4 separate regions of the Homo sapiens genome follow, and regions 2, 3 and 4 are each linked to region 1. The links are chromatin contacts, found by Hi-C or POLR2A ChIA-PET in ENCODE. All regions are on one chromosome and are shown on one strand. Each heading gives the region's core, a stretch centred on a gene start or an enhancer-like site at or near the end of the contact. The rest is flanking DNA. Distances are from core to core; before and after follow the strand shown.

Region 1 (4,445 bases), core at 1,377-3,876:
GGGCAGTAGAACCAGCACTGGAGTTCGAACATTTAAATTTGTAACGATAACTCTGCCATTAACAAACTAAAAGACTTCAAACAAATCATTCGGCATTCACCAAGCAGTTAATGAGTATCTATTATGTTACTATACGGAATACAAAGGTATACTCATTCATTAAGTCCTTCAGTTTCACATCAGACATGAATCTAGGTGCTAGAGGTACAGCAGTAAATCAGAAAAGGCACTAAGATGAAAATAAAAGAGTAAAGCAATGAACTACTACAGACTACATCATCAGGGAAGGCCTTCTGGGCAGTTATATTTAGGCTGAGTCAAACCTAAATGACAAGGAGCTAGCCATTTAAGATATGAAGGAAAAGTCTTCTTGACATTTGGCACAAAGATCTTAGGGTAGAAATAAGGCTAGCACAGTCAAGAAACAGAAATAAGGTCACTGTGTCCCAAGCACTGTAAGCAGCAGAAAGAAGAGTAAACTGTGTTAGTGAGGTAGCTGAGGGCCAGATTATGTTGTGTCTTCCAGGATGGAAAAAGGACTCTGTATTTTATTCTAAATGCAATGAGAAATTTAAGCAGGGGGAGTGGTATCATCTATATTTTTAAAAACATCATTCTGGCTTTATGCGGAAAATAAGCTGTAGAGAGAACAACAGAAGCAAAGATAAGGTGTTCCAAAGATAGCGGTAGTAGCTTAGACGAGAGAAGAGGTAGAAGGGAATATTTTTTGAGAGTAGAGTAAAATATAAAAATAATAAAAATAAACTTGCTAGGCCAGGCGTGATGGCTCATGCCTGTAATCCCAGCACTTTGGGAGGGTGAGGCGGGCTGATCACAAGGTCAAGAGATGGAGACCATCCTGGCCAACATGGTGAAACCTCATCTCTACGAAAAATACAAAAATTAGCTGGGCGTGGTGGTGCGCACCTGTAGTCCCAGCTCTTCGGGAGGCTGAGACAGGAGAATTGCTTGAACCTGGGAGGCACAGGTTGCAGTGAGCCAAGATCGTGCCACTGCACTCCAGCCTGGCAACAGAGCAAGACTCCGTCTCAAACAAAATAAAAATAAAAAAATAAACTTGCTAAAGCGTTGGTTCTGGGAGTAAAGTAAAAAAAGGAATTAAAGATGAATAACAGATTTTTTCATATGACCATTCACTGAGCTGAAGACTGTAGTAGATGCAAAATGGCAAGGTGAGGAGAAAACCCAGAGCTCTACTTTCACATGCAGTACGAAATGACTATTAAACGATCAAGTGAACAGACATGTCAAGCAGACAAACAAATATTCGTATCTGGAGTTCTTGGGAGAAATGAAGACAGAAGAAAAGCCTTCAGCAGTGGTACTTTCTGAGTCTGTTTCCTGATCTGTTAAACCCAGATCATTAACCCTACCATTGTTACTAAAATATCCCACATGGTTACATTATCAAGTATTCTTTAAAAGGTTTGTAGAATGAAATACTATTAATTCAAGGTAATATTAATATAATTGCAAAGTCAGTTTGCTACAAGATTTAATATTGAGCATTTACTTATCCAAGAAAAGTATGGCAGAACTTTAGCATTCATAACTGAATGGATTAAACCATTCCAGACATAAGTTGCCTATTATCAAATTTAGAACACCGGTACTTGAACTTAAGGCTGAGCATGAGAATCTTGTTAAGAAGTAGAAATTGAGGAACTGAGAAACTCATTATTCAATAACTCTAGTGCAAATAACCAATAAATCTTTTAGAAACTGTATTTTCTATATAGAGAAGTACATAAAAGGAGTAAACTGACTGCACATATGCAATACGTTTAACAAAGGAAAGCCAAACAAGTTAACAAGTCCCACTGCAAAATCCTCAACAGTCTATGAAAAGTCTGAAGCTGTTAAGTTCCTAAGTAACCATTTAAACGTTTACGGAATAAATGCCTACAAGCGCTGTTAGGTAATTTGTATAGGAAAAACGAGAAAGGAAAAACTGAAGGATTCATCAGATTGTTTTTCAGACCATTTTTATTAGTTCTGTTCCGACAGGATTTCCAGTGACTCTTAAACTGAGCGGTCAATGATCTGCACACTTAAAGACAGAGAAGGCCTGTGAATCAGCAGCACCCTAGGAACTGCAAACGCAGTCCACAAAAAGCACGATCTCCAGACCCCGGAATCCCAAATCTCACTGCCTCGGTGGTTCTCAAGAGAACACACTATTTCAAGCCCCACGAGTTTCCACTTTCGGTTTCCCTAAGTGGCTGAAGAAAGTGACTCAGCAATCCAAAGCGGCTCCAAACCTCACTGCGGCGACGCCAAGCCGGCTACACCTGCGCTGAAAAGCTTCAGGAGTCACGGTCACCTGAGACGCAGGCCTAGCATATAGGGGATAAAGACGACCGGTCTCCAAACAGCTGCAAATGGCCCACCCAGCCGAAGGCGGTCTCAGAGCACCCCGGGTCCGCGAACCCCATGTGGTCTGTCCGAGTTCCCTTCAACCCCAATCCTTAGGTTAAACTATTACACCGACAGACAGCGAACTCACCCCAGTGCCGATTGAGCTCATCGTGCTAAACCCAAAGGGACGCGTAGGGATTCCAGGCCCGGAGCGCTTCCCCTATACCACAGGATGCCGCAAACTAGTAACAGGCCCGCTCATTGGCTGAACTGCCAACCAATAACCTTTTTCTCTGTGGCTCGTTCCGCGGCTCCGGCCCCCAGGACGAGGAGTATTGTGGGAAAAAAGCGGGCCGCGAGAGGCTGGCGGCGCGCATGTGCAGAAGCAATGGAGGCGGGGTTGGGGAAAGCAAAGGCTCCTCCTTCGGTTCGCGTACTTTGAGCCGCTTGGCGTCGTGGTATCTGAGAAGCTGCTCTATTCCTTTCCTTGGAATTATTATTTATCTTTTATATTATTATTCTCTCCTCACTTTATTCTTTCTTTAAGCCAAAGGGAGAGATGCTGGTATACTCTCACAAAAAGTAGAAAAAGCAGTAGGCGCGAAGTAACCTGTCTTCCTCCGCGTCCCGACCCTGACCCAGAATCTTGATGGCATCCACTTCACCTCCTTGTGCTCAGGCTCTCGTGAAGTTTCACTTAAAGGGTATCGTCTTTGAATTCAGCTTAGAATTTTACGGAAGTATTAGTGCTCTTTCTATGAGTATAACGCTTTTTGGTAAGAGTTAAAGATAAGTCTGATTAAAGATATTTTTTGAGCGCTAGTATATTCCACGTGTTCAAGAAAAAGCCGTGAACAGAGCATACCCCCATTTCTAATGTAATTTCCATTCAGTGGGAATAAATAGGTAACAATAAATAAGCAAAATAGTAAGAAGAAAGAGTGCTTTAATAGACAATGGAGGTACTAACTTTAGGCAGTGTGCTCAGGGAATGACTTTCTGAGTGAGTGATATTTAAACTAAAATAGGGTAACAAAAGACAGTGGTTTAGGGAACAGTAAAAAACTTGGCTTGCGCTGGGAACTGTCACGTCAGAGTGACCTCTCATAATGATTAAGTGGGGAAGAATGACAGGAAGAGAACAAGTGCACAGGAGACCAAATCTTGAAGTGGTTTGAATTTTAATCCGATTGTAAATAGGGCATCAGCATTTTTTTTACTCCTAAATATTAATACGTCAGTGTGTATTTTCCCCCAACACAGGAACATTATTTCACAGAGACACAGTATTATTGTGAAAATCAGAAAATTACCAATACTATGATCTATCAACTTTATGCATTTTTTTTTTTTTTTTGGTAAATGGCCCAATAATGTCCTTCATAGCAAAAGAAAATCCAAGATCACACCTTGCATTCAGTTGTCATGTTTCCAATCTGCTTTAGTCTGGAAAATAGTTGCTTAGTATTTCTTCAGTTTTCATGGCATGAACACTTTTGAAGAATACAAACCATTTATTTTGTAGAATATTCCTTAATTTAGGTTTGATTTTTTTGTTATTTGATTCAAGTGATGCATTTATGGCAGGAATACTACAGAAATGACCTTGTATTCATTCATGTCAGAGCATTACATTAGAAGGGACATGATGTTAGTTGTTTTATTGCTGGTAATGTTAACTTTGATCACTTGCTGAAGATTTATCCCTGATAATGTTTCATTTTTCCCTTTGTAATTAGTATCTTGTGAGGAAATACTTTGAGAATATGTACACATCCTGTTTACGCCTCAACATTTCACTCATTAATTCTAATATCTGATGATTCTTATTTGAATTGATTATTACAATGGTTGCCAAATGGTGATTTTCTAATTCCATCATTCTTTTCACATTTATTATTGGTTTTCTACTGTGAGGTTATCAGGAGTTTTTAAAGCAAGAGAATTATATGATTTGATTTAAATCATTAAATGACCTCTTGTTTCTGTGTGAAGAATGATAGCTAAGGGAAAGAAGAGAGGCAGGGATACTAGTTGGAAAGTTATTGCACTTTTGTGAGCTAGCA
Region 2 (4,167 bases), core at 563-3,062, 3.5 Mb before region 1:
GCATGCAGAGTGGAAGGCTTTAGGACGGATCAAAGATGAGTCAGATGGGAACCATGCTCTGAAGAAACTAAGAGTTTAGTACGAGGGATAAGACATGCAAAAATTATAAGGTTAAAAAAAGAGAAGTGAGAAAGCTAAAGAGGAAGTGATAAGGAAATTCACAGGAATGATAAATATTTGCAGTTGGGAAAACTCTAAGTAAGAGGCAAAGGCTGATGCAAAGTACCTCCCAGGCTGTATTGGCTCCTTTCTAATTTTCCGTATTTGTAGCTCACTTTCTTTAGGTTTTTGCTTTAATATTCTACCAGCAGATTAGGGAGTCAGGCAACAGTTTATGACTTCTGTCCAGCTTGTTTCTGTACGCCTATGAAAGATTTTGTCATAGCAGTTGTATGTAGAACCGTTTTTAAAAATCCATTTCAGAGGAAATAATATTATCCAGTCATATTTGGAAAGGATCTCTACATAAAACAGGGTTTTTAATGTTAATATTTCAAAGATCTTTAAAATTAGATTTTACTTCACAGAATCCTAATCTACTTGTCTGACTTTACACAGTGTTTCTCTACTTTGTAAAAAGCATGACCCTTTGTGATAAATATTACAGCCCCACCAGCCTGCTCTCTTCTATGGAAAATTGTCCATCTATAATGATTATGCATCCGTAGGACCAAAAGAATTATGGCACTCTCATTAAAGGGCACCTCCCTGATTAGACACGAACACACACACATATGATAAGTGAGGCTACAGATCAGTTTTTATTAGTAAAAAAGTATCTAAAACACCTCAACTACTTTTGAAAAGTGTACCTTTGCTTTCTATAAAATGCTATTTGAGGAAACCACAAACAATGAATTTTCCTGAAGGAAACAAATGAAAATAAAATGTAAAATGTAGTGAGCTGTGGATATGCAGAGGCGAAGTTATTTATTCTAAATACCTGGCTTTGTACTTTATAATACATTGTGCAATCTGAACATACCAATTATTACAGAGATTAAGGCTCCAAGCTTTTTCCGTACTCTATACACTCATCTCCCTTCTGTCCAACAAGATTATCTTCTCCCAAAGGATTCTCAATAGCTGGCATACAATAAAATCAAAACAGTAAAAAGCCCAAAAAACCACCCCCCACAAAACCACCAAAATAAAAACGGCACCAAGTGGGATAAAGTTTCGAGATCCTTAACTAGGCATATCTCAACGTGCTTTATTTAAAATAAACGAACTCTTTGAGTGCCTTAAGAGGAATATATTTAAATAAACATAGAACTCCTCTATTTTTGATTAGATGTCTAATTTTTTTTAAAAAAGTATTATATAACTAACCACTATCCAATCTGTTAGAACTCAACTTTTTCTATTCTACAAAGAAAAAGCTTCATACCCCAAAGCATTTGCTTGGGAATTTCGGGAGGCAGCTCTTCCGCAATACATCAAGTCCCATTCGCCCACGCCCCCCCCATCTAAAAAACAAAGTTTGGGGAAGCACTAGGCTTCCGACTTTGACAAGTCCCAGAAGACAAAGCCCAGGGCTGACCCCCCACGCCTGGCGCCGCCCGTTCGCAGGCCAGGAGCGGCCAGGGCCTCCCGCATGCGCTCCCACACGTACGCGCAGCGGGCAGCAGCCACCCCACAGCGTACACGAAAGTCGCCTTGCGCGGCTGGAGCCCTGGAGCCCACGGCCGGGGCCGCGGGCGGGGCCCGGGACTGCGGTGCTGCGCCCGAGCACGTACTGAGGCGTGGCCTGCCGCGCGCCGGGCGGGGCTCGGGAAGTTTCTCGGGTTGGCTTGGGTTTCGCATCCTCATCATGTAGCGCCAGCCACACCAGGAACAGAAGGGTGCCGGGTACCTTCCGCATGCTTGGTATTCTCCCCGCGGGGCTCTGACCGCTGCCGCTCTCAGGCACCTGTCTTTCCTCTCCGTCCCAGAATGGAGCCAAGACAAGGGAATAAACGAAATTCAATAGTACACGGAGATCGGGTGTCTGGGCAGCGTCTTGGAAAAACTATCCACTACAGGTAAGAATAAAAATTATGTCCAAACCTCTGAAAGGTGTGAACACATCAAAGCTCCAGAAGGCGTTCATAGGAAGGTTTATGGTAAAGTATAACTTTTATCCTACAGGGAGACTATTTTTGTATCGAATTCCACTAATTTCACTATTTCTCTGTAAAATAATCTGGGACGACAGGTTCATCTCTATTTAAAGGAACGAAATGTGAGCAAAGTGGTTAGTGGAAAACTTAAAAAAAAAAAAGTAAAAGTTTTTTTCTTTACATTTTTGTTGGTTCCAGCTGGCAACACGTTTGCAAAGGTTTTATTTAACCAAATCTTAATGTTGAAAAAAAGAAAAAAAGAGGATTCTTTACTCTGCAACTTGTTTTAGGTATTGCTACTTAAACATTTTGAACTTTTAGATTAAGTTTCTACAAAGCGAGTAATTTTAAGTTCATCTTTTCTGTACAGAGGCTTCTAGGAGGAAAATAAGATTTGGAATGATAATCGTGAGGTTATAAAAACTTAAACATATCTATTATGCCATTAAGTCAAAACAGCTCTGGGAAAAAATACCATACATTGATACAGTCTTTTATAGTTTGTGCTTTCCCATTCACTACCTTGTTAATTTGAGTTAATGTCTCCATAACTGGATATCTCAATCTCTAGTTCAAATTCAGAACCCACTAAATGGCACTTGAAAACACTTTTATTCATTTCTATTTATGCCCTGCCACTCCTCTTAGGACATTCCCTCAATGTTATGTGATCTCATTACTTTCAAGTGACATCGGATCCTCAGTTTTCCACACCTCCATTGCCGCCTTCTGTTTGCTATTTAAACAAACAGTTAACAATGGAGAAAAGGGTATGTTCAACTGGATTGGCTAGCACTGCAGGGTGGTTAGCTCCATGGACTTTGGAGTCACTCATGGCCACCTCAAAAGCTCCGAGCCTTAGATCACTTCTTCAAGACTATATACTGTATAGATATACTCCTCCCTTATCTGGTACTGCTATGAATGAACTATATATAGCATTTAGATCTCAAATGAAGATTTACCCAAGCTCTAAAAGTAATAGATGGCAGACCAGAAATGTAAGCTTAAGTCTCCTGACTCTAAAGTCAAACTTAGAACAAACTTGGTTTGTTTTTTAATGATACTGCATTAAAAAAATTAAAATAGCTTTATTCTTTTTCTCCTGTATTTTTATGGAATAGCTACATTTCTTTTATACTCAGAACATACATTCTCATTTTTCTGGGTTATGAGTATAAAAGAAATACAGCTGTTTCATAAAGTAAGGATTATAGTTGCCAGGGTTGGGTTATAAGCCTTGGACAAAACCATTATGAAGAAATTTGTGACGGTGCATAAAATTGGGAAGGGCCAGTTCTGCTATTCCGTAGCTTAAAGCACTCCAAGGAGCTTGTTGTCTTAGTGACTGAGCAGTGGGTAAGTACTTGCTTCCTTCCAGCTGTACTGTCCTTTAACGTGGCTTTCCCTTCTCAATGCTTTCAGAAGTCATTTTCCTGAACTCCTGGTCATTACATAATCTGCTTTTACAAATAGTTTTCAACTGAAGCTAATTTGCTATACAAGAATAATTTTTTGTTTTGTGACCTGTGAATACTAAGCAACCACTTTATTCTAAAATACCACTTCTAGTATACTACTATCTGTAACTAAATGTTGAAGCACTTTGGGTCACAGTGTTTGTGCTTAAGTATACCTGTGCCCCCCCCCCCCCCAAATTTTGCACTGAATCTTAGTATTAACTTTTGTTCCAAAATTTTCATATAATTGTAATCACTGTCCTCCATTGTAAGATAAAAAGAGCTACCTAAGAGATCTGTGGCTCAGTTCCTTTTGTTCAGTATATATACCTCAGGGTAAAGGACCTAAGGCTCTGGCACTTCCTACATAATTTGTTCATAAAAATAATTTTCTGTACCTGTAGGTGCAGGGATTCATAGTGATTTTTCTGTTTTAAAAAATATCTTTCTACACTGTCTGATTTTTAAAAATGAGATTATCAGTATAAAAGAAATACAGCTATTTTGTAAAAGAAAAATACAGGAGAAAAAGGATAAAGCTACTTTGTTTTAAAACGCAGTATCATTAAAACAAAAACAAACCAAATTTGTTCTAAGTTTGACTT
Region 3 (4,613 bases), core at 560-3,059, 3.7 Mb after region 1:
TTCACTTTCCATACTAGTTGAGGTGTCTGTAAATACTAGCAGGGTAATATGAAACGATTCTGTTCTATTCAGTAAAGTTTCCTAACGAAAAGCATTAAGTAACCCACTTCATGCCTGTCCTTTCTCCAAGACCCTTTTTTTCTACAAGATCCGTATCAATATGGATAATGTCACGAGCAGTAAGCTTAACCGCATTATATATATATATATATATATATATATATATATATATATATATATATATATGCTGCAAATGTCATTTTACTAGTCTCTAGCGTCACCTGCATATTATTCTGAAGACGAAGCTCTAAAACCAGAATATCTGTGGGGAAAAATGAATAATAAAATTGGATTTTCATGTACTCCTCACACAGCCTTATCCAAGCTTGGCTTCTGAAGGGCAGTCCCGGGCATCTATCATGTGTTGCTGAAATCCAGCGAGCCACGTTGCCCAAAAGAAGGAGGAGGAAGGAAAAAACACACACACCCAGAAAATCCAGACTCTACGTGACCTGACTTACTTATTTCCCAGGAAACTGCATGAGAGAAAAATCAATCATTCATGCTACCGTAGCTACCACACGGAAAGGGCTGACGGAGTTCACAGTGGGCAAAATCCCAAAGCGGCCGGCGGAGGTAAGTAGGTGGGGGGCGGTAGTGGGGGGACACCCGGAGGGGGTGGATTCCGAGGGCCTCGGGGCCACGCCGTCCAGGTCCCGGCGCGGCTGGCAGGGACTGGCCTCGGCCTGGCCCGAGGCAGAGAAGCGGAGGGAGGAGCGGGGGTTGGGCAGGCGGGACGGCGGCGGCGGCCGCCGCACACTTACCGGGGCTGTTGGCCTCGCGTTCGAGGACGTGCAGCTCGGCGCAGTCGGCCAGCGAGTGCTCCAGGCAGAGCTGGAGGAAGCGGGCCTGGGTCTGGCTCACGCGCTTGAGCAGCGACAGCAGCGCAACAGTCTGCTCGCACTCGTTCCAGCCCTTAAACCAGCCCGCCAGCACCCCGACCTGGTCGCGAAACATCATGGTTAGGGGGCCGCCCTCGGTCTACAGAGCCCCCTGGGCGCCCCAGCCCGCCCCGCCCGCCCCAAAGTTTGGCGGAGCCGCAGCCCCGCGGCCGGAGACGCGTTCCTGTTCCAAGGTGGCTCTGGTGCCCGGACGCTGCAGGTACTGCCTGGGCTCCTGCCTCTCTTGTCTGGTTTCAGTTACGTTCCGGTGGTTCTGGCTGATTTCCCCAGAGACGATGACAGACAGTAGCACGGAAATGTTTCTTTAAAAAAAAAAACGACTTTTTAAAAATCCCCCACAAGGCACACAACTGAATGAAGAATGCTTTCTCCCCCCTTCTTGCAGCTTTGGGATGGTGATTTCCGGCGTCCTGGGGTCTCCTCCCCGCTGGGCGGCAACTCGGACCCTTCACGCCCGCATTCCCGAGCGGCGATCACCACTGGAAGGAGAGAAAGAGCTGCAGTGAGACCTCGGCTAGCGGAGGAGCGCGCCCTGGGGGGACGAGGGCATCAGAGGGTGCTGGGGCCAGGGGAGGGGGCGTCCCGCGGAAGGTTGGGTTCGCCGAAATCCAGCCGCCCCCTCCGCCCCCTCCGCACCCGATGTGGGAGATGGGCTATTCCCCACCGGGTAACAGCGAGAAGCCTGCTTCCCAGGTGCGGGAGGAGACCCCGCGGCTTCCTGTTGCTGCCGCTGCCAACGGCTGGTGCTCCCCTCACGGCCCGCCTGGGGTGGCCTCGGGCGCCGTGCTTAAGAACGCCAGCACCAGCAACAGATCTTCCCCGCGCAGAAAACTTGCAATGCGGCTGCGAAGGGGCGCGGGGGTGGGGGTGGGAGCTAATGCAAAGCAGAGGCGGAGGCAGCGGCAGCCCGAGTTCCTTCCTCCTCCTCTTACTCCTCCTCCTCCTCCCAGAGAAGCAGCCGAGCGGCTGCAGCTCCATCTACAGCAACAGCCAGCATCTCCACCGCCAGGCGCCCCTCTGGATTTAGGCCGTGAGCAGCCGCGGCAGCAGCTCGAGACAAAAATAAACTCTCTCCACCCAAAGCTCCGCGCCCAGCGGGCGGCGGCGCAACCCAGAGCCCCGGCTCCCCCGCGCCGCGCCGCACCAGCCCACCCGGGAGGTCTCCCTGGGCCTGCTCCGGCCGGAGCGGTCACTGTGCGCGCGCGTGTGCGTGTGTGTGTGCGCGCGTGTGTGGCAGGCATCCTGCCGCCGCCGCCTACGGGCTGGTCTGTCCGGCCCGGAGCCTCGCCCGCGCGTCGCAGGCCGAGGGCGGCACAGCGCTGGGCACACGCCCCGCGAGGGGACGGCCGGGGTCCGCAGCGCTGCTCCCTTCGGCCAGCGGGGCGGCCCCGCGGGGAATGCGGATCGGCGCCGCAGGCACACGCCCCCCAACGACAGCAAAGAAAGTTCGGCTGCGGGGGTTCCCCCAGTCCCATCCCGGTTCTCGTGGCCGCCGCCGGCGGGGAGGAGAACCCAGCGACTCAGCCTTCAAGGAGCCGCTAGCTTCCAACAACACGCTGCTTCCGGCTCCCAGAACTTCTCGGGCGGAGGGGGAAGCCCCCGGGGAGGGGACCCCCAGTGACCCGCGGGTCCCCCGCCGAGGGCCGTAGGGAGGGAGCGCTCACCTCGGCGCGGCTCATCCCGGCGGCTCGGGGGCCCTTGCGCGGGTCCGGGGCCGCGGCGGCTCTCAGCGGGGTTGGGGGCGCCCGGAGCGCCGGCCGCGGGCCATGCCGTCGGGGCGGGCGGCGCGGGGAGAGTGCGGTGCTTCGAGTCGGGGCCGCTGCAGCCGCCGCTGCTGCTGCCTCCAGTGTCGGCTCGCGGAGGACTGAGCCGCCCGAGCCGGAGCTCCCCACATGCTACTGATTAACATACACCATTACATCATGGGCTTGGCAGGGAGCGCCCGAGCGGGGGGAGAGGAACCCGGGCGGCGGCGACGGCACGCGGGGGGAGCCGGGGGGAGGAACCCCGGACCCGGCGCAGGGCGGGGGGACGGATTCCTAAGTGGGGACCAGAAAAAGGGGAGGGGAGCGGAGTGGGAGGAGCTGGTGGCGCAGAGGGGTCGGGTAGAAGGAACCTCCGAGAGGAACGAAGAAGTTCGGGGAAGAGGACGGGTCCGGGTGAATTTCTTCCTGCGGCCGCCTGCGTGTTCTGGAGGGGTCGGGACACTCAAGCCACTGGAGCCCCGGCAGAAAGGGACCCGAGGGCGCTCGGGCGGGGGCGGTGCTGCCACCCGCTGCTTGTCCTTGGGAATGTGGTTCGTCCGCTCGGCTGACCCTCGGCCCTTCTGGGGCCCCGGGGTGGCCGAGGTGTTTGGCCCCCGGGCGGTGAGACCCGAGGTCACTGCCGCACTTGCTGGGATGGGTTCCGGGGGTCGTGGAGGCGAAGGGTTCACGAGGCTGAGGGGCAGTGCGCAGGGTTGGACCTGCCCAGGCGCTAGGTTCCGTGCCGCCCTAGTCCAAGGGCCTGGCCCGGGTCGGGTGCCGGATGCCCTTTGCTCTGGCGCAGGCTCCTAGAGGCCGGCCCGGCGCCTGGCTGAGTCCCACTCTTCCCCGGGGAGGTGGCCGAACTCCTGAGACCGGTCGGGGGAGCTGTGCCTGGCGCGCGGGCTGCGGCTTCTGGCCTGGAGCGGAGGCGAGCGCCGCCCTGGGCGACAAAGAGGCGGGGCGAGGCCACCTGTCAGCGCTTAGGCGTCGCCAGGCCTCGCAACCTTCACCTGGATCTGGAGAGTGCGCAGGGCCGCGGCCACACCGGGGCTTCAGGTCCTTGCCGCGCGAGAGGCGAGGAGGGCGCAGCGCAGAGGCTGAGTGGCGCAGGGTGGGCTGCGAAAGTGCCTCTGCTAGTCTTGAAAGTAAAGGTTTGGTTAAAAATACCCTAAACCCTAAAAACCTCTGTACCTCCTGATATGGGTTGAATATTCGCAAGAAGGACTGGATGACTAAATCTGGGCTATCTCCGTGATTTCAGAGGAAACACTGCTCCCTCCAGCAACTTGAGGCTTTGTTTATACGGGAGTAATTCTGAGAAGGCAGTGAAACGCGTGTTTCAGACCCAGCCTTTCCTACTCCTGCTAATCCACTGTTTTGAAGAGAAAGTATCTGAGATATTATTCCACTAATTAACACTTTTGTTTTCCAACTCCGGCATATGTCCCTGGAATTTAAATGCTTTCTTCCCTTCCTCCTCAAATTTAGTTTCTGCAGCGTATAGTTCGTTTCAGACACGTGATAGCACCTAACCATCTGTTAGGGTTTTTGAAAGGTCTTGTCGAGGTCGAGCTGCAAAAATGTGGATTTTTTAAAAGTTAATTATTAACCAGACAGGTGAGGTATCCGCTTAATTTAATGAATATTTTGCCCTATTTAGAAAACAGGAAACCTGAAGTCAGTGTTTTATTTTTGTTTTGTTTTGTTACTGTAGAGGCAGAAAGGCTTGATAGATTTTCTCCAAGAGATTACTATGAATTAGCTAATTCTTAGTAATAACTTATATCAGGAAATAGGGAGGATTAGAGAGTATGGTCTACTTCGGTATATACCTTGCTATAAATTGTAGGCAAAGCAGATGTCGTTCTAGGGCTTTTGGAAGCTCCCAAGAGTGAATTTTTTTTAA
Region 4 (4,194 bases), core at 285-2,784, 3.3 Mb after region 1:
CACTGATATGAACATTTCTTCCATTTTGGAGTAAAGGTGCCTACAAGGCTAGGCAATGTCCATATTTCTTTCCTGAATGTTTCCAACGGGGCTGCGCCTAGAGCAGATGTATCATAAATACTAATTACTTATTATAATGACCAAGCTACATTGTTAGCATAGAATAATTCCACAGGCTTCCCTATTGGTTTGTTTGATCCTAAGCCTATTAATACCTGCTTCTATGTCAGAAAATCTACATTAGGCCAGGCATGGTGGCTCACACCTGTAATCCCAGCACTTTGGGAGGCCGAGGCAGGTGGATCACCTGAGGTCAGGAGTTCGAGACCAGCCTGGCCAACATGGCAAAACCCCACCTCTCCTAAAAATACAAAAATTTAGCCGGGCATGGTGGCAGGTGCCTGTAATCCCAGCTACTCAGGAGGCTGAGGCAGGAGAATCGTTTGAACCCAGGAGGCGGAGGATGAAGTGAGCCTCAAAAAAAAAAAAAGAAAAAAAATATTATTTTGATACATGTTTTAAAGCTCACCTTCGGCATTATGAGATAATCCCTCAAGTGAGGAAAAAGGTCCATTTATTAATCTCAAAGAAAACAGTTACAGCAGATGTCACTGGTTAAGAGTTCAGTTGGTGAATAGCATTTCACAATTTGTACCAACATCTGGGGAAAGACGCTTTGCATGGAACTGTAAAACAATTGAGCACCAAATCTGCACAACTGCGTTTCTAGAAAATGCGATGGGTTTTATAGAGATGAGGTCTTGCTATGTTTTCCAGGCTGGTCTCGAACTCTTGGCCTCAAGCGATCCTCCCGCCTCGGTCTCCCCAAGCGCCGGGAGTACAGGCGTGAGCCACCGACGGAAATGGATTTTAAGTGAAAGTCCTATCTTCGTTTGCAAATCAATTTTTCCAGGATCAAAGTTCTAGCAACCATAAATCCTATCCTTCTAGACATAGGGACCCACATAAGGGCCACTTGATGTGACACTTGCCCCGACAGCGGTGCCACCTGGCCCCTAGGTGGCAGGTGCGTTTTTAACTAAACCCAAGAGTCTGAAGTCACATTATTCTCTTGCCTTGAAAGCTTAAGAGTTGGTTCCTAATCGGTGGCTTAACTCGGTCTCTCTCCAGGCAAGGCCACCTGTTTGCTGATCTTTCACAGGGCGAGGGGACCGGAGCCCTTCAATGCAGCGCCCTCTTGGCCTGAAGAGGGGGCGACTGGGCGCCCAGACCGCGTCTTTCTCACTGAGATCCCAGCTCCTGGACGACTGCCTCTTTTCGGGTTCGGCTCATTCCGCAATAAGTGGAGGGGTCCCGCCTGATCCTAGGGGCCGGCGCCCTTTTCCTTCCCTCCCTGCGCTTGCGAACCCCTCCGGGCGTCTCCGGAGCCGCGACCCCTGCTGGGGACCCCGGGGGCGGGAGGCCGAGGGGCGCGGCGAGGGCCGTGACGCGAGGCGGGGCCGGCCAATGGGAGCGCTCCGCGGCGCAGGCTGAGCCGCCGGGCCATAAAAAGGAGGCGCGGCCGGGCTTTCCAGCCTGTGGCCGCTCCCGGCTCGGAGTGTGATCTAAGCAGGTTGCGTACCTTCCTCAGGTGACTCCGGCCACAGCCCATTGTCCGCGGCCACCGGCGGAGTTTAGCCGCAGACCTCGAAGCGCCCCGGGGTCCTTCCCGAACGGCAGCGGCTGCGGCGGGTCCATGGAGAAGGGCCCTGTGCGGGCACCGGCGGAGAAGCCGCGGGGCGCCAGGTGCAGCAATGGGTTCCCCGAGCGGGATCCGCCGCGGCCCGGGCCCAGCAGGCCGGCGGAGAAGCCCCCGCGGCCCGAGGCCAAGAGCGCGCAGCCCGCGGACGGCTGGAAGGGCGAGCGGCCCCGCAGCGAGGAGGATAACGAGCTGAACCTCCCTAACCTGGCAGCCGCCTACTCGTCCATCCTGAGCTCGCTGGGCGAGAACCCCCAGCGGCAAGGGCTGCTCAAGACGCCCTGGAGGGCGGCCTCGGCCATGCAGTTCTTCACCAAGGGCTACCAGGAGACCATCTCAGGTCAGTGCGCCCGCGGGCTGCTAGAGCGTGCGGGCGGCGGGGGCGGTGCTTGCAGGAAACGCGCGCCGGCTCCAGGAAGTTTCCGGAGTTGCCTCACTTTTGGCGCAGGAAGCCGGGCGCTGTCACCTCCGAACCCGCCCTAGCCTGCCGCCCTGCCGAGGCCCTGCGTGGGGCACAGTCGGGGCTTCCTGGGTGGCAGCGACCTCTCAGCCCCGGAACTCGCTGCAGCCGCCTTCCAGGGGCCCTTCCCGCTCCCAGCGCGCAGCCCTCCTAGAACGCCCCGGGTGGGCGTGGACGGGAGCCCGGAGCCCTCTCGCCTGAGCGCCCAGCGCGGGATTCTCGGGGTACCTGCGGTTCCAAACTTGCCCACGATAAGGATCACCTGGGCACTTGCTGCGGCGACGGCTTCCTGGGTAGTTCCTTATTGAGATCCCATTGTCAGGGTGTGTATCTGGATTGAAGCCTCGGCGCGATCCTTCCCCGAAACCTCGGGGACCTGCATTCCCACTGATTTGCCAGGGGATCGGAGTCTTAGAGTTGTGCTTTTTTTTTTGTCCACCTCAAGTTTACTCCAGTTCAGGACATTTACAAAATTCGGCACAATTTTGGGCACGGGCTTCCCCGGAGTTTGAGGTGTGAGGTTGATTGGGTGAGTTTGCTGCTGAAATCTGTTTCCTCCCCCCACCCCCAACCCCGCAAAAAGCAGTAAAGCTACTCCGGGATTCGGAGGGCTCCGTGGGTTCCAGGACTCAGTCTCATCCCCGCACCCTCCCACCCTAAAATAAAGCCGGGTTGACCCGGTGCTGTTAGCGTCTGAGGCGTGTCGGCTTTTCACCCAGAGGGTGGGGATGCAATCAGTGTGGGTAGGATGCAAGATGGGGTGATGGAGAGTGGAAAATGGGGACTTTGCTGCCTGTTGGCCAGAGAAGCAGTATTGGTCTGTGTTTAAAAAAATAAAGCTTCTGGCTTCTACAGCTGGGACCAAAGACATTATTTTCCAGTCTACACCTTCCGTGTGTCTTGGTGACATTTATTTATTTGCCCTAAGAAGCATTCTACCGTTCACTGTTTTTTGAAAGAAAAACAGTGCGCTGGAAAGGCAATCTCCCTGCCCCAGTTATTTCTCTGAAGGAGTGTAGAGCGATTCCACCAAATAGACCCTGGGAAAAAGAAAGTTATTTTTTGCCCAGTCTTCCACACCCCAAAGGAAGGGTGGGAAATCAGAATGTGAAAGAGACGGGGCCCCAAAAGGAAATGATGCTACACTCTAAAACCGGCAGTGACTTCTAGTTCTGTTTCCAAATTCACTTTTTTTTACCCCTCAATTGCAAAAGTTTGGAATCTCAGAAGAGATTTCAAAATACAAAGACTGAAAAATAAACTTTCAGTTTTCTGTGGGATCAGCTCTTTGGAGGTCTAGGGCTTTAAATTTGTGTGTGTGTGTGTGTGTGTGTGTGTGTGTGTGTGTGTGTGTGAGATATTTCACAATGTAATGAAATGTCTTCTTAAGGCCTTACTCATTTTGCCCCTTGCAGACACAGAAAGTGGTTTACTTCACAGCATCGGCCAGGCTTTGGGAATCCTCCCTTAAAGAGAATTCATAGGACAGTGTTCTGTAATCTAGCATGGATCTAATTACCCAAAGAGAGAGGAATTTCTGACCCTGAGACAGGTCACAGAATTATCTAAAGTGACTCACAGATTTACTTGAGAAATGGTTAGCTGAAATATCTCATGAGCGAAGATTCATTTAAAGAGGATTAATAACTGCAAAGAACACATCATTCCACATTAGAAAACTGTTCTGGTTGGCCGAGCTCGGTGCTCACGCCTGTAATCCCAGCACTTTGGGAGGCCGAGGTGGGCGGATCACCTGAGGTCAGGAGTTCAAGACCAGCCCGGTCAACATGGCGAAACCCCGTCTCTACTAAAGATACAAAAAAATTAGCCGGGTGTGATGGCGGGCGCCTGTAGTCCCAGCTACTCGGGAGGCTGAGGCAGGAGAATCACTTGAACCCAGGAGGAGGAGGTTGCAGTGAGCCGAGATTGCACCACTGCACTCCAGCCTGGACGACAGAGGGAGACTCTGTCTCCAGAAAAAACAAAAAAAACAAAAAAACTGTTCTGGTCAAGTTTTACTATTTAAAAAGTCCAT

Evidence for each region. A loop is a pair of places that touch in the nucleus more often than their neighbours do. ChIA-PET counts read pairs that join two places held with the same protein, here RNA polymerase II (POLR2A). Pooled maps may share reads with other maps.
Region 2: a map of B cell shows a loop between it and region 1 (16-fold over the local background). The contact joins the promoter of HIF1A-AS3 here to the promoter of PSMA3 in region 1. A Hi-C loop is called at or near these places in 1 of 168 maps with a recorded cell type or tissue (B cell) and 6 of 50 pooled maps. POLR2A ChIA-PET finds 5 or more read pairs at or near these places in 1 of 52 experiments (endothelial cell of umbilical vein).
Region 3: a loop to region 1 is called in a map of naive thymus-derived CD4-positive, alpha-beta T cell, with 8 times the contacts of the local background. The contact joins the promoter of SAMD4A here to the promoter of PSMA3 in region 1. A Hi-C loop is called at or near these places in 2 of 168 maps with a recorded cell type or tissue (CD4-positive, alpha-beta memory T cell and naive thymus-derived CD4-positive, alpha-beta T cell) and 8 of 50 pooled maps.
Region 4: a map of naive thymus-derived CD4-positive, alpha-beta T cell shows a loop between it and region 1 (18-fold over the local background). The contact joins the promoter of GCH1 here to the promoter of PSMA3 in region 1. A Hi-C loop is called at or near these places in 2 of 168 maps with a recorded cell type or tissue (CD8-positive, alpha-beta T cell and naive thymus-derived CD4-positive, alpha-beta T cell), 1 of 37 single-sample maps with no recorded cell type and 6 of 50 pooled maps.

What each region holds. Positions count from the first base shown.
Region 1 is chr14:58,243,024-58,247,468 of GRCh38, reverse strand. PSMA3 (proteasome 20S subunit alpha 3) reads right to left here and starts at 2,626. Exons shown (of 11, transcript NM_002788.4): 1 at 2,528-2,626. The coding sequence starts at 2,548. RefSeq lists enhancers at 2,153-2,602, 1,717-2,614, 2,783-2,982, 3,023-3,072.
Region 2 is chr14:61,748,742-61,752,908 of GRCh38, reverse strand. It overlaps HIF1A-AS3 (HIF1A antisense RNA 3), which reads left to right and starts at 1,812. Exons shown (of 3, transcript NR_144368.1): 1 at 1,812-2,024. It overlaps HIF1A-AS2 (HIF1A antisense RNA 2), which reads left to right and starts at 3,820. Exons shown (of 1, transcript NR_045406.1): 1 at 3,820-4,167. RefSeq lists a silencer at 1,481-1,790.
Region 3 is chr14:54,564,324-54,568,936 of GRCh38, reverse strand. It overlaps SAMD4A (sterile alpha motif domain containing 4A), which reads right to left and starts at 1,809. Exons shown (of 13, transcript NM_015589.6): 1 at 1,599-1,809; 2 at 825-1,441. The coding sequence starts at 1,020. RefSeq lists silencers at 778-837, 1,078-1,137, 1,978-2,167, 2,288-2,337, 2,898-3,027 and 2 more.
Region 4 is chr14:54,900,166-54,904,359 of GRCh38, reverse strand. It overlaps GCH1 (GTP cyclohydrolase 1), which reads left to right and starts at 1,534. Exons shown (of 6, transcript NM_000161.3): 1 at 1,534-2,039. The coding sequence starts at 1,697. RefSeq lists silencers at 1,180-1,819, 2,230-2,279, 2,290-2,349.